3 separate regions of the Homo sapiens genome follow, and all the other regions are linked to region 3. A link is a contact called in ENCODE Hi-C or POLR2A ChIA-PET data. All regions are on one chromosome and are shown on one strand. Each heading gives the region's core, a stretch centred on a gene start or an enhancer-like site at or near the end of the contact. The rest is flanking DNA. Distances are from core to core; before and after follow the strand shown.

Region 1 (3,389 bases), core at 77-2,576, 510 kb before region 3:
AAGCCTAAAAGTGCATCTTCGATTACAAGCATCTGTAAACAAAATCGTCCCCCAAACGTGTACTTACAAGGTTAACAATGAATGCCTTTGCTTAACTCCAATTACACTCTTTGAAGCCACTTAGCCGAGCAGATGCTTAAGCCCCACCTATTAATTTGGGTAACTGGTTTTCAATTTCTTTTTTTTTATTCTGCAGATTAAAGACACTCAATCTTTAACCTTGAAGGGCAGGCAAAAGGTCGGCTATGCTGTCAACATAGAAGTCAGGGACCATTTTCTTCTTAGACACGCAGTCACTTTCCTGATTATTCTTCACATCCCCTAGAGTGGAGACTCCGGTGAGGGTCAGGATGGTCTTCAGGCCACAGGTGGCGCCTAGGAGGATGTCTGTGTCCAGGCGGTCTCCCACCATGACGGTGCGCTCGGGGTTGATGCCGTATTCCTGGGACACGCAGTCGAAAATGAAGCGGCTGGGCTTCCCGATGATGTCGGCCTGGCGCTGGGCGGCCATCTCCACGGCTCGGACCAGACACCCGGTACCTGCGGGGCACAGGGGACCGGGTCAAAGGGCAGGGAGGGGGCCCGCCGCCCGCCCCCCAGCCTCCCGCCCCAGGGCGCACGGACCCGCGATGAAGCGGCCGTTCTCAAGCGGAAGCCGGTTGTCCATGTTGGTGCCCACGAGCAGGCAGCCGGGCTGCTGCAGGTAGCGCAGGGCCTTGGTGAGCTTCATGTAGCTGAAGTGCGGGTCAAAGCCCACCACCACCGCGCGCACGTCGGGCTCCAGCGGCGCGTGCAGCCAGTCGCCGGGACCCTCGCCCTGCAGTGGCTCGGGCCCCACGCCCACGCTGGCGACGCCCACGGCCTCCAGCTCCGCGGCCAGGGCTGGGCTGCCCAGCACGTAGGCCTTGGGCGCGGGGGCGCCGGCCAGGCGCTGGCGCAGGTAGAGCGCGGTGCAGTAGGCCGTGCCGAAGACCTCCAGGCTGGCGCCGGGCCCCGCGGGGCCGCCGAAGCCCAGGCGCCGCAGCTTCTCGGCGTAGGCAGCGCGGGTCTTGCTGCTGTTGTTGGTGATGAAGCCCAGGCGCTTGCCGCGGGCTCGCAGCGCCCGCAGGGCCTCGGGCGCGCCAGGCACGGCGGTCTCCCCGCGCCACAGCACGCCGTCGCAGTCGAACAGCAGCGTGTCCACGTCGGCCAGCAGCGCCTGTGCCCGCTCGGCGCTCAGCCGCACGCAGCGGGCGTCGTCGCCACCGGCCTCCGCCGCCGCCATCGCCGCCCGCCGGCCGCCGCCGCCCGCCGGCCGCTCCTCGCAGCCGCCCGCCGCGGCGCCCTCCCCGCCCCCGGGGCGCTCATTGGCCCAGCGCCTCGCGCCCGCCGCCCATTGGCCTGCACCTTCGCCAATCCGCCCCCGCCTCCCGCGGGCTGCGGGAGCTCAGCGCCAATCGGTGAGGCCCGGCGCGGGGAGAGGGGCGATCATTGGCTACCGGCCTTGGGACGCCCCGGTGATTGGCTGGCAGGGCTCCAACCGGCATTCGGAGTGAAGCGCTCGCTGCGGAAATGCGCCAGAGGGGAGAGCAGCGCAGGCGCAAGGCCGCTGTTCCCGGGCTGCCGCGGGCCGCTCACCCATTGGAAGCGAGTGGTCAGCCTAGGTGACGAGGCCCTTCACGGAGTGACCCGGGCCAGGCCGGCTGTCCATTGGCCGGTCTCTCCCGCGGGCATGGGCGGGGCTCTCGCAGGAGCGCCGCGGGAGGGGGCCGGGGCACCTTCGTCGGCCGTGCCCGTGCCTCTGTGCCGTGGACGCGCTCGGGACACGGGGCCACCACGTGGGTCGCTTACCGGCCAGTCCCGCGAGCCAGCCCGGGGCTCCTTCCCCGGCAGGCGTGAGTACGCGCCTCAGTCCTTTGCAAAAACGCGTTCCCGGTTCCTTGGAGGTAACACGAACCAGCCATTACCAGGCTGGGGGATTAGGGTCTAAGGACACTGTCTAGAACCTGGTACTCAGTGATTGCTCGCCGTCATCGTCATCAATTATTAGGTATTTAATTGAGGCAAAACATTACAGTAAAGGGCATGAAAACCGTGCAGCTCGATGGAAGTTTTACATTTATTATTATTTTATTTACTTATTTATTTACTTTTTGAGACGGAGTCTCGCTCTGTCGCCCAGGCTGGAGTGCGGTGGCGCCATCTCGGCTCACTGCAAGCTCCGCCTCCCGGGTTCACGCCATTCTCCTGCCTCAGCCTCCCGAGTAGCTGGGACTACAGGCGCATGGCACCACGCCCGGCTAATTTTTTGTATTTTTAGTAGAGACGGGGTTTCTCCGTGTTAGCCAGGATGGTCTCGATCTCCTGACCTCGTGATCCGCCCGCCTCGGCCTCCCAAAGTGCTTGGATTACAGGCGTGAGCCACCGCGCCCGGCCTTTTATTTTTTTAATTATTATTTTTTGAGACGGAGTCTCTTGCTCTGTTGCCCAGGCTGGAGTGCAGTGGCGCGATCTCGGCTCACTGCAAGCTCCGCCTCCCGGGTTCACGCCATTCTTCTGCCTCAGCCTCCTGAGTAGCTGGGACTACAGGCGCCGGCCACCACGCCTGGCTAATTTTTTTGTATTTTTTAGTAGAGACGGGGTTTCACCGTGTTAGCCAGGATGGTCTTGATCTCTTGATCTCGTGATCCGCCCACCTTGGTCTCCCAAAGTGCTGGGATTACAGGCGTGAGCCATGGCGCCCGGCCGGAAGTTTTACATTTTTACATGTATATATATATTTTGCGACAGGGTCTTGCTCTGTCCCCCAGGCTGGAGTGGAGTGGCTAGATCACAGCTCACTGTAGCCTTATCACAGCTCACTGTATCCTTGACCTCCTAGGCTCATGTGATGCTCCTACCTAAGCCTCCAAAGTATTTGGGACCAGAGGTGTGTGCCACTACGCCTAATTTTTTTTTTAATTTAAATTTTTTGTAGAGACGGAGTCCCACTATGTTGGCCAGGCTGGTCTCCAACTCCTGGCCTCCAGTGATCCTCCTGTCTTGGCCTCCCAAAGGGCTAGGATTACAGGCGTGAGCTGCCGCACCCAGCAGATTTTTTTACATATGTATATGCTTGTGTAAACATAACCCAGACCAAAGTATAAAGTATTTCCAACACCCCAGGAAGTTCCCTCTTGTTCCTATCCAGTCAATAGCAGATAGCACATTGCTGACTACTTTTCTGACTCCTATCACCATAGAGTCACAACCAAGCCTCCGGACTGCTTTATACTTGGGATTATACGGTATGTGCTTCTGGCTCTTGCTTCTACGGTTTAACATAATGTTTGTGAAATTCATCCTGGCTGGGTGCTGTGGCTCACACCTATGATCCCAGCCCTTTGGGAGGCCGAGGCGGGCAGATCACC
Region 2 (3,333 bases), core at 54-2,553, 280 kb after region 3:
GGAGGTTGCAGCTGAGACTGCGCCAATGCACTCCAGCCTGGGGGATAGAGCGAGACTCCGTCTAAAAAAAATTTTTTTTTTAAATTTAAAGACCATAATAATTAGCCGGGTGTGGTGGCGTGCACCTGTAGTCCCGGCTACTTGGGGAGGCTGAGGCGGGAGAACTGCTTTAGTCCGGCAGGTCGAGGCTTCACTGAGCCAAGACCGCGCCACTGCAATGTAGCCTGGGCGCCAGAGTGAGGGGCTCAGTCCCCAAAAAAGCCACCTAAAAAACAAACAAAAAAAAAATTGGTGAGGCGCCGCGCCTCGGTGTCGCAGCGAATCCGCAGATCCTCAAGCCAGGTGGGGGCGCCCACTGCGCGTGTGCAGCGCCTGATAGCCAGGCTAGCTGAGGGCGGGGAGCAGCTGCGGCACCTGGGACACAGCGATTGGCTGGGACCAGGAGAGGGCGGGAAGAAGAACTTGGCGGAGCGCGCTCATATCTCTGATTGGCTGCCAAGGGTAGCCCTTGACAGCTGCCGGGTGGGACCCGTAGACCGCGAGCGCACTGGCCCGTGATTGGTTGGGGTGCGGCGGCGAGCATCTGCGATTGGCTGGGCCGCTCGGAGTGCGGCGCTTGGCCACCTCCCGAGGTACCAGGTCACGGCTGGCGGCGCGCTCTGGGGCCCTGGGCTGGCGGCCGCAACCGGGGTGGCGGCCGCAGCCAAGCTGGCGGCGCGGCTGCCCCGCTCCAGCTCGCACCCGCGGCTCGCCCGCGCCCGCGCCCACTCGCGATTGGGCCGGGCCCGCTCGACGCTGCCGCCCACCCCGCTGCCCCCGCCGTCCCTGCCGCACCCGCCGTTGCCCGGCCTGCCGCCCGGCCTGAGCCCCGGGCCGCCGACGCCCTCCGCTCTCGCCCTGGCCGAGCTGCCACCGCTGCCCGCGCTCCCGCTGCGGCCCGAGCCGCTGGCGCCCTGGGGCCCCGGCGCGCATCTGGCACTGCCCGAGCTGCCGCCCGAAGCCTGCTCACCCGCGCTCTCCGCCGCCGTGCTCGCACTGCAGGACCTGCCGCGCCTGCCCGCGCCCGCGCGCTCCGCCCGCGCTCCTACCGCTGCTTCCGCTGCCCGTGTCCGCCGTCGCCTCAGCCCCTGGGCCCGTGGGCGCGCTCGTCCGCCCGCCCCTGGTCTCCGAGCCGCCGCCGCATCCGCTTCCGCCGCTGCCCGCGCGACCCTCTCCCTTCAGCCTGCTGACGGCCCCCGAGACCCGCGACCCATGGCTGCTGTCCGCCTTTCCCCTGCCACCGCCCGTGCCCCTGTCCCCGCATTTCTTCCTGTCGCCGCCCTGCTGACCTGGCCCCTCCCGCGGCGGGTGAGTAGGCAGCCCCCGACAGGGCCAGTGCCCGTAGCCACCTTCCCCGGGCATGGATTCAGAGGACGGGGGTTAGAGCCCAGTTTGGGGAAGAGAGAAGGAGAATCGGAAGCAGCTCAGGTTTGGTAGAGAAAGGAGCGAGTCTGAAAATAGACTTGTCTAAAGATTCGGGTCTTCCATTTTCCCCTGCTGCCCTCCAGCAGGCCTCTTGCTAGGTTATTTGAGAATGTAACCCGTCCCCTGGGCTGATAACCTGGCTAGTGATCAGGGCAGCGGGCGGGGCCCACAGCACGTGTCCAAGGAAATGGGGATCAAGGGTATGAAAACAAAAGTTTAAAGTGCTGGGCCGGGCGCGGTGGCTCCCGCCTATAATCCCAGCACTTTGGGAGGCTGAGGCTGGCGGATCACCTGAGGTCAGGAGTTTGAGACCAGCCTGACCAACATGGAGAAACCCTGTCTCTACTAAAAATACAAAATTAGCCGGGCGTGGTGGCACATGCCTGTAATCCCAGCTACTCGGGAGGCTGAGGCAGGAGAATCGCTTGAACCCGGGAGGCGGAGGTTGGGGTGAGCCGAGATGGTGCCATTGCACTCCAGCCTAGGCAACAAGAGCTAAACTCCGTCTCAAAAAAAAAAAAAAAAGTTTAAAGTGCTTTAACTATATCCAAATATTTCATTTCTCTTATAAATAAAGGGTCTGGATGCCATGGCTAAGGCCATCCTCAGTGTATGGCTCTTGAAAATTCTGATCCTGCCGCAAAAGTCTTTTTTTTTTTTTTTTTTTTTTTGAGACGGAGTTTCGTTCTTGTTGCCCAGGCTGGAGTGCAATGGCATAATCTCGGCTCACCACAGCCTCCGCCTCCTGGGTTCAAGCGATTCTCCTGCCTCAGCCTCCTGAGTAGCTGAGTTTACAGGCATGCGCCACCACGCCCAGCTAATTTTCTATTTTTAGTAGAGACGGGGTTTCTCCATTTTGGTCAGGCTGGTCTCAAACTCCAGACCTCAGGTGATCCGCCCGTCTCCCAAACTGCTGGGATTACAGGCATAAGCCACTGCGCCCGGCCTTTGAAAAGTCTTCAGAAGTCAAATTTTCAACTGAAACAGATCCAGGGGTCGGGCTGGCTGTGCGCACCAGGGAAGCAGTGGTGGGGATCGATACTGGACCCAAGGGTCACATGCAAGGGCTGTGAAGTCATCCCCATGGGACAGGAGAGCTTCCCCCACCCCCACCCGGGCTGGGCCCTGAGAGGAAGCTCCTGTTCTCTCCAGCTTTGCCTGCACCCCACCTGCCAGTTTCTGTGCAGCCTCTACAACTTAATAAAGTTCTCTTTGTTCCCTAGGTGGCCTGAGCTCAGGTAATCAGGCGAAAATTCTTTCTCAGTGGGCTCTTCTCCAGCAGCCTAGGACTGGTATCAGAAAGCCAACCTTGACCCTGGGGGACCTCGGAGAGCCCGGGACCCACCACCAAGAAGGGCAGTGTACTAGTTCTTTGTGACTGCAGTAAAAATTTTATTTTTTAATTTTTTTTATTTTTGGTAGAGATGCGGTTTCACCATGTTAGCCAGGATGGTCTCGATCTCCTGACCTCGTGATCTTCCCGCCTCGGCCTCCCAAAGTGCTGGGATTACAGGCGTGAGCCACCGCGCCCGGCCTGACCGCAGTAGCAAATTTATACACACTGCATGGCTTCAAACAACAGAAATGTATTCGTTACAATTCTGGAGGCCAAAAGTCAAAAATAAAGGTGTGGGCAGGACCCTGTTCCCTTCACAGGTGCTAGGGGAGGATCCCTCCTGCCTCTTCCAGCTCCTGGTGGCTCCAGGCCCTCTGTGGCTTGTGGCCGCATCACAGGAGTTCCTGCCTCCGTCTTCACATGGCCTTCTCCCCATGTCTGTCTCCAATCTCCCTGTTTTTATGTTGTAAGAGGTTGGATTGTCGTTGAAGGTAGGACCCGCCTGAAACCTAGGATAATCTCATTTTGATATC
Region 3 (3,265 bases), core at 669-3,168:
AGTCCTAGTCTTTTTTTTTTTTTTTTTTTTAAGATGGAGTCTCACTCTGTTGCCCAGCCTGGAGTGCAGTGGCGCGATCTCAGCTCACTGCAAGCTCCGCCTCCTGGGTTCACGCCATTCTCCTGCCTCAGCCTCCCGAGTAGCTGGGACTACAGGGGCCCGCCACCAAGCCCGGCTAATTTTTTTGTATTTTTAGTAGAGAGGGGTTTCACCATGTTTGCCAGGATAGTCTCGATCTCCTGGCCCCGTGATCCGCCCACCTCGGCCTCCCAAAGTGCTGGCATTACAGGCGTGAGCCACCGCTCCCAGCCAAGTCCTAATCGTGATCTAGAGATCAAGGCCCAACTGAATGCTGCCTCCTCCAGGAAGCCTTCCTTGCTTGCTTGCATTGTCTACCTTGGAAGCCCTATACTCTCTCTTGAGCTCTCTGTCCTGATGGGAGCTCTGTCTACATCACCCTGGAGCCAGAATCAAGTCTTATCTTAGCCCAGGAGCTCCGAGAAGGCAAGGGCTGCATCTGGGGGGCCTGATCTCAGGGAATGTGTGGATGGACACAAGTGTGGCTGTGGGGGCTGATGGGAAATGGGGGATGTGGACAGCTGAGCCCTTCAGGGTGGGCGCCCTGTGGGGGCTGGAAGCAACAGCCAGGGGTGCCGGGGGTGTCAGGAGCATTGTTTGGGGCCTGGGCCTGTGATTCGCTGGTAGCTGGTGGGGATGGTGAAGCTTAGTGGGTACCACCAGCCAGAGACCTGGTGGGAGTGCCACCCTCGGGCTGGGAGTGAGGACGTGTCCAGGAGTCCAGCCTCTGGTCACAGCTGTTAGTGAACCGACTGCAAAACTCATTGCCAAAGAGTTTTGGCAATGACCTTGGTTCCTCACCCCGCTCAGGGGCAGTCACAGCCTTCCACCTCCTGTGCACATGGCTTGCTCAGAGGGCACCATCCTTGTGCTGGGAGACTGGGGGCATGGGGTGGGGGAGGCCGGGCCACTGAGGGGCCACTGGTGCCCTCCCACCCAGGAGAACAAGGAAGCCTGGAGTACTGGCTAAGCTGCAGCCTGGGATGACCTGACCCAGCCCTGGGAGGTGACTTGAGGACAGGGAAGTGTGGTGGCTGCCAGACTGGCTAGGCTAGCCCAGGAATGTGAGAGGTTTTCCCTGACAGAGAGTGTCCCGGCCCGCAGGGAGGGGCCTGGCAGGTGGGGCCCCCTGGCTGGCACCTGCTGTCCCTGACCCAGGACTGGGAGAGGGCACGGTGGCGCATCACCGGTTCCTCTGTCAGCAGGAGACAGGGCCCTCTGCCACCTACACCCCCTGCCCCCAGCTCTCTACTGAGCCTGCAGCCAGCCTGCTGGGGCTTCCGGGCACAGGCAGCAGCCCTCGGCTCGGCCACCCTCCCACCCCGAGTATGATGGTCCAGGCACTTGGAGCCTGAGTTCACATCCTGCACGTAGGAGGCCCCTGTCCTCACCTAGAGAATGGGGGGAGAGGCCGAGGTGGCAGGAAGCAGGGAGCCTGGCCAGAGCTGGCACACCAGTGCCCGCGGAGAGGCATGGGAGGAGGTGCTGCCCAGTTATGCCGGTGGGGTCCTCTGGGGCCTGTGCGCACACCTCCCACCCTGCCTCCCCACTTTGGACTCCCCACTTGGCACATCTGGAGCCTTCCCACCTGCTCAGGGGCAGGAGGGATGATGGCCTGTCCCACAGCCCCAGCCTGTCCCAGGGAGTAGGGGGCTGAGCCGGAGCCCCAGGCAGTGCAGCGGAGCCTGGTGGGGGACTGCACCACCAGGACCCTGCACCTTCACGACTCACCAAAACACAGCAGCAGCAGGAGCGGCACCGCCGCCGGCCGCCTCATGTCCTCAGGCCTGGCTGGGGCGCAGGGCCGTGGTCGGCGGTGGCAGAAGCGTTGGAGCACGAGCGAGGTGCAGGCTCCATGAAGTGGAGTTTTATGCTGGAGATGAGCACAGGCCCGGCTATGCGGCCCAACCCGTCGGCCCGGCCTGCCCAGCTCCTCTCCTCAGGAAGGAAGCGCCCAGAGCCGACTCCTCCGTGACCTAGCCCTGAACCCCGAGACCCCAGGGCAGACCCCTCACCCCAGCGCAGCACGGGGTGCCGTTGGCCTCGGTTCCTGGACCCTGAGCTGACCCAGACCCCCCAGCAGACCCCGAGCTGACCGCGGTGCACGCGAAGTCCGTCCAGCTTCATTCATTATTATTATTATTATTTTTTTTAATTTTTTGAGACAGAGTCTCGCTCTGTCGCCCAGGCTGGAGCGCAATCTCGGCTCACTGCAAGCTCCGTCTCCCAGGTTCAAGCCATTCTCCTGCCTCAGCCTCCTGAGTAGCTGGGATTACAGGCAGGTGCCACCACGCCCGGCTAATTTTTTGTATTTTTAGTAGAGACGGGGTTTAACCGTGTTGGCCAGGCTAGTCTCGATCTCCTGACCTCGTGATCCGCCCTCCTCGGCCTCCCAAAGCGCTGGGATTACAGGGGTGAGCCACCGCGCCCGGCCTCATTCAGTATTTTATTGAGCGCCGATGGAACACAGTGGGGCTGGGCCGCGCTGGTGGGAAAGTCAAGGCCAGGGGTGTTTGCGGGGCCGAGGGCAGGGGAGGCGATGGGACATGGGGCGGGGTCCGGAGTTGGCCGCAGCGACCCTCCTCCCGGGACAGCAGGCCCCAGAAGTTCCTCAGGCGCGCGCCAGCGCGGCCCAGGCGGCCGACCCGGGCCCCGGCTGCCATCCCTTGGAAGGGGCGGGGGCTTCCTGGCACCAGGCGGGGCGGAAGCGGCTCCGGGAAGGCCGGGCCGGGGTTACCGTTTCGGTGTCCCCGCCTGGCTCTGGGCGCGGCGCCGCGGCGGAAGAGGCTCGGGGAGGAAGTTATTTGGGGCACGGCGCTGACGTCAGAGACAGAGTGGGGCCGGGCCGTGGGGTCGGGGGCGCCGGACCTGTTTCCCCGCCGGCGCCGGGGGTCGGTACTCGCGGGCGGGGCGGGGCCGGGCGGCTCCGGGCGGGGCTGGGGGTGCGGCCGTTCCCGCCTCAGCCTTGTCCGCGCGCGTCGTGGTGCTGCCCTCTGGTGGGCGCGGGGCGCGGCGCGGGCGGCCAGGGGTGCAGAAGGGGCGCTCCCAGCCTCATGGTCCGGGCTCCGGCTCCCCGCATCGCCCTCCCTAGCCCCGCCCTCCCGCGTCTCCGCCTCCGCCTCCACCGCCTCCTCCCACCCTTCCCTCCCCGTCCAGTCCCTGGAGTTCCCGGGTCGGGGGTGGGAGG

What was found. Hi-C counts contacts between places; a loop is a spot of excess contacts on that map. ChIA-PET counts read pairs that join two places held with the same protein, here RNA polymerase II (POLR2A). Pooled maps may share reads with other maps.
Region 1: a pooled map shows a loop between it and region 3 (17-fold over the local background). The contact joins the promoter of PGP here to the promoter of PRSS27 in region 3. A Hi-C loop is called at or near these places in 1 of 168 maps with a recorded cell type or tissue (naive thymus-derived CD4-positive, alpha-beta T cell) and 4 of 50 pooled maps. POLR2A ChIA-PET finds 5 or more read pairs at or near these places in 1 of 52 experiments (naive thymus-derived CD4-positive, alpha-beta T cell).
Region 2: a loop to region 3 is called in a map of naive thymus-derived CD4-positive, alpha-beta T cell, with 35 times the contacts of the local background. The contact joins the enhancer-like site here to the promoter of PRSS27 in region 3. A Hi-C loop is called at or near these places in 1 of 168 maps with a recorded cell type or tissue (naive thymus-derived CD4-positive, alpha-beta T cell) and 7 of 50 pooled maps.

What each region holds. Positions count from the first base shown.
Region 1 is chr16:2,213,514-2,216,902 of GRCh38, forward strand. It overlaps PGP (phosphoglycolate phosphatase), which reads right to left and starts at 1,327. Exons shown (of 2, transcript NM_001042371.3): 1 at 625-1,327; 2 at 1-540. The coding sequence starts at 1,264. The coding sequence ends at 215. RefSeq lists enhancers at 284-413, 1,435-1,729 and silencers at 854-903, 1,244-1,903.
Region 2 is chr16:3,003,533-3,006,865 of GRCh38, forward strand. No RefSeq gene overlaps it. Among named protein-coding and RNA genes, the nearest start is that of CLDN9, 7.7 kb to the right of the region's middle. RefSeq lists enhancers at 231-1,189, 336-630, 2,436-2,730 and silencers at 295-588, 336-630, 575-674, 685-774. Within about 2 kb of position 1,304, at least 13 of the 41 ENCODE cell types and tissues checked have a DNase peak (open chromatin) inside an H3K27ac peak, as active enhancers do.
Region 3 is chr16:2,718,306-2,721,570 of GRCh38, forward strand. It overlaps PRSS27 (serine protease 27), which reads right to left and starts at 1,919. Exons shown (of 6, transcript NM_031948.5): 1 at 1,810-1,919. The coding sequence starts at 1,855. RefSeq lists an enhancer at 2,189-2,756 and a silencer at 2,490-3,249.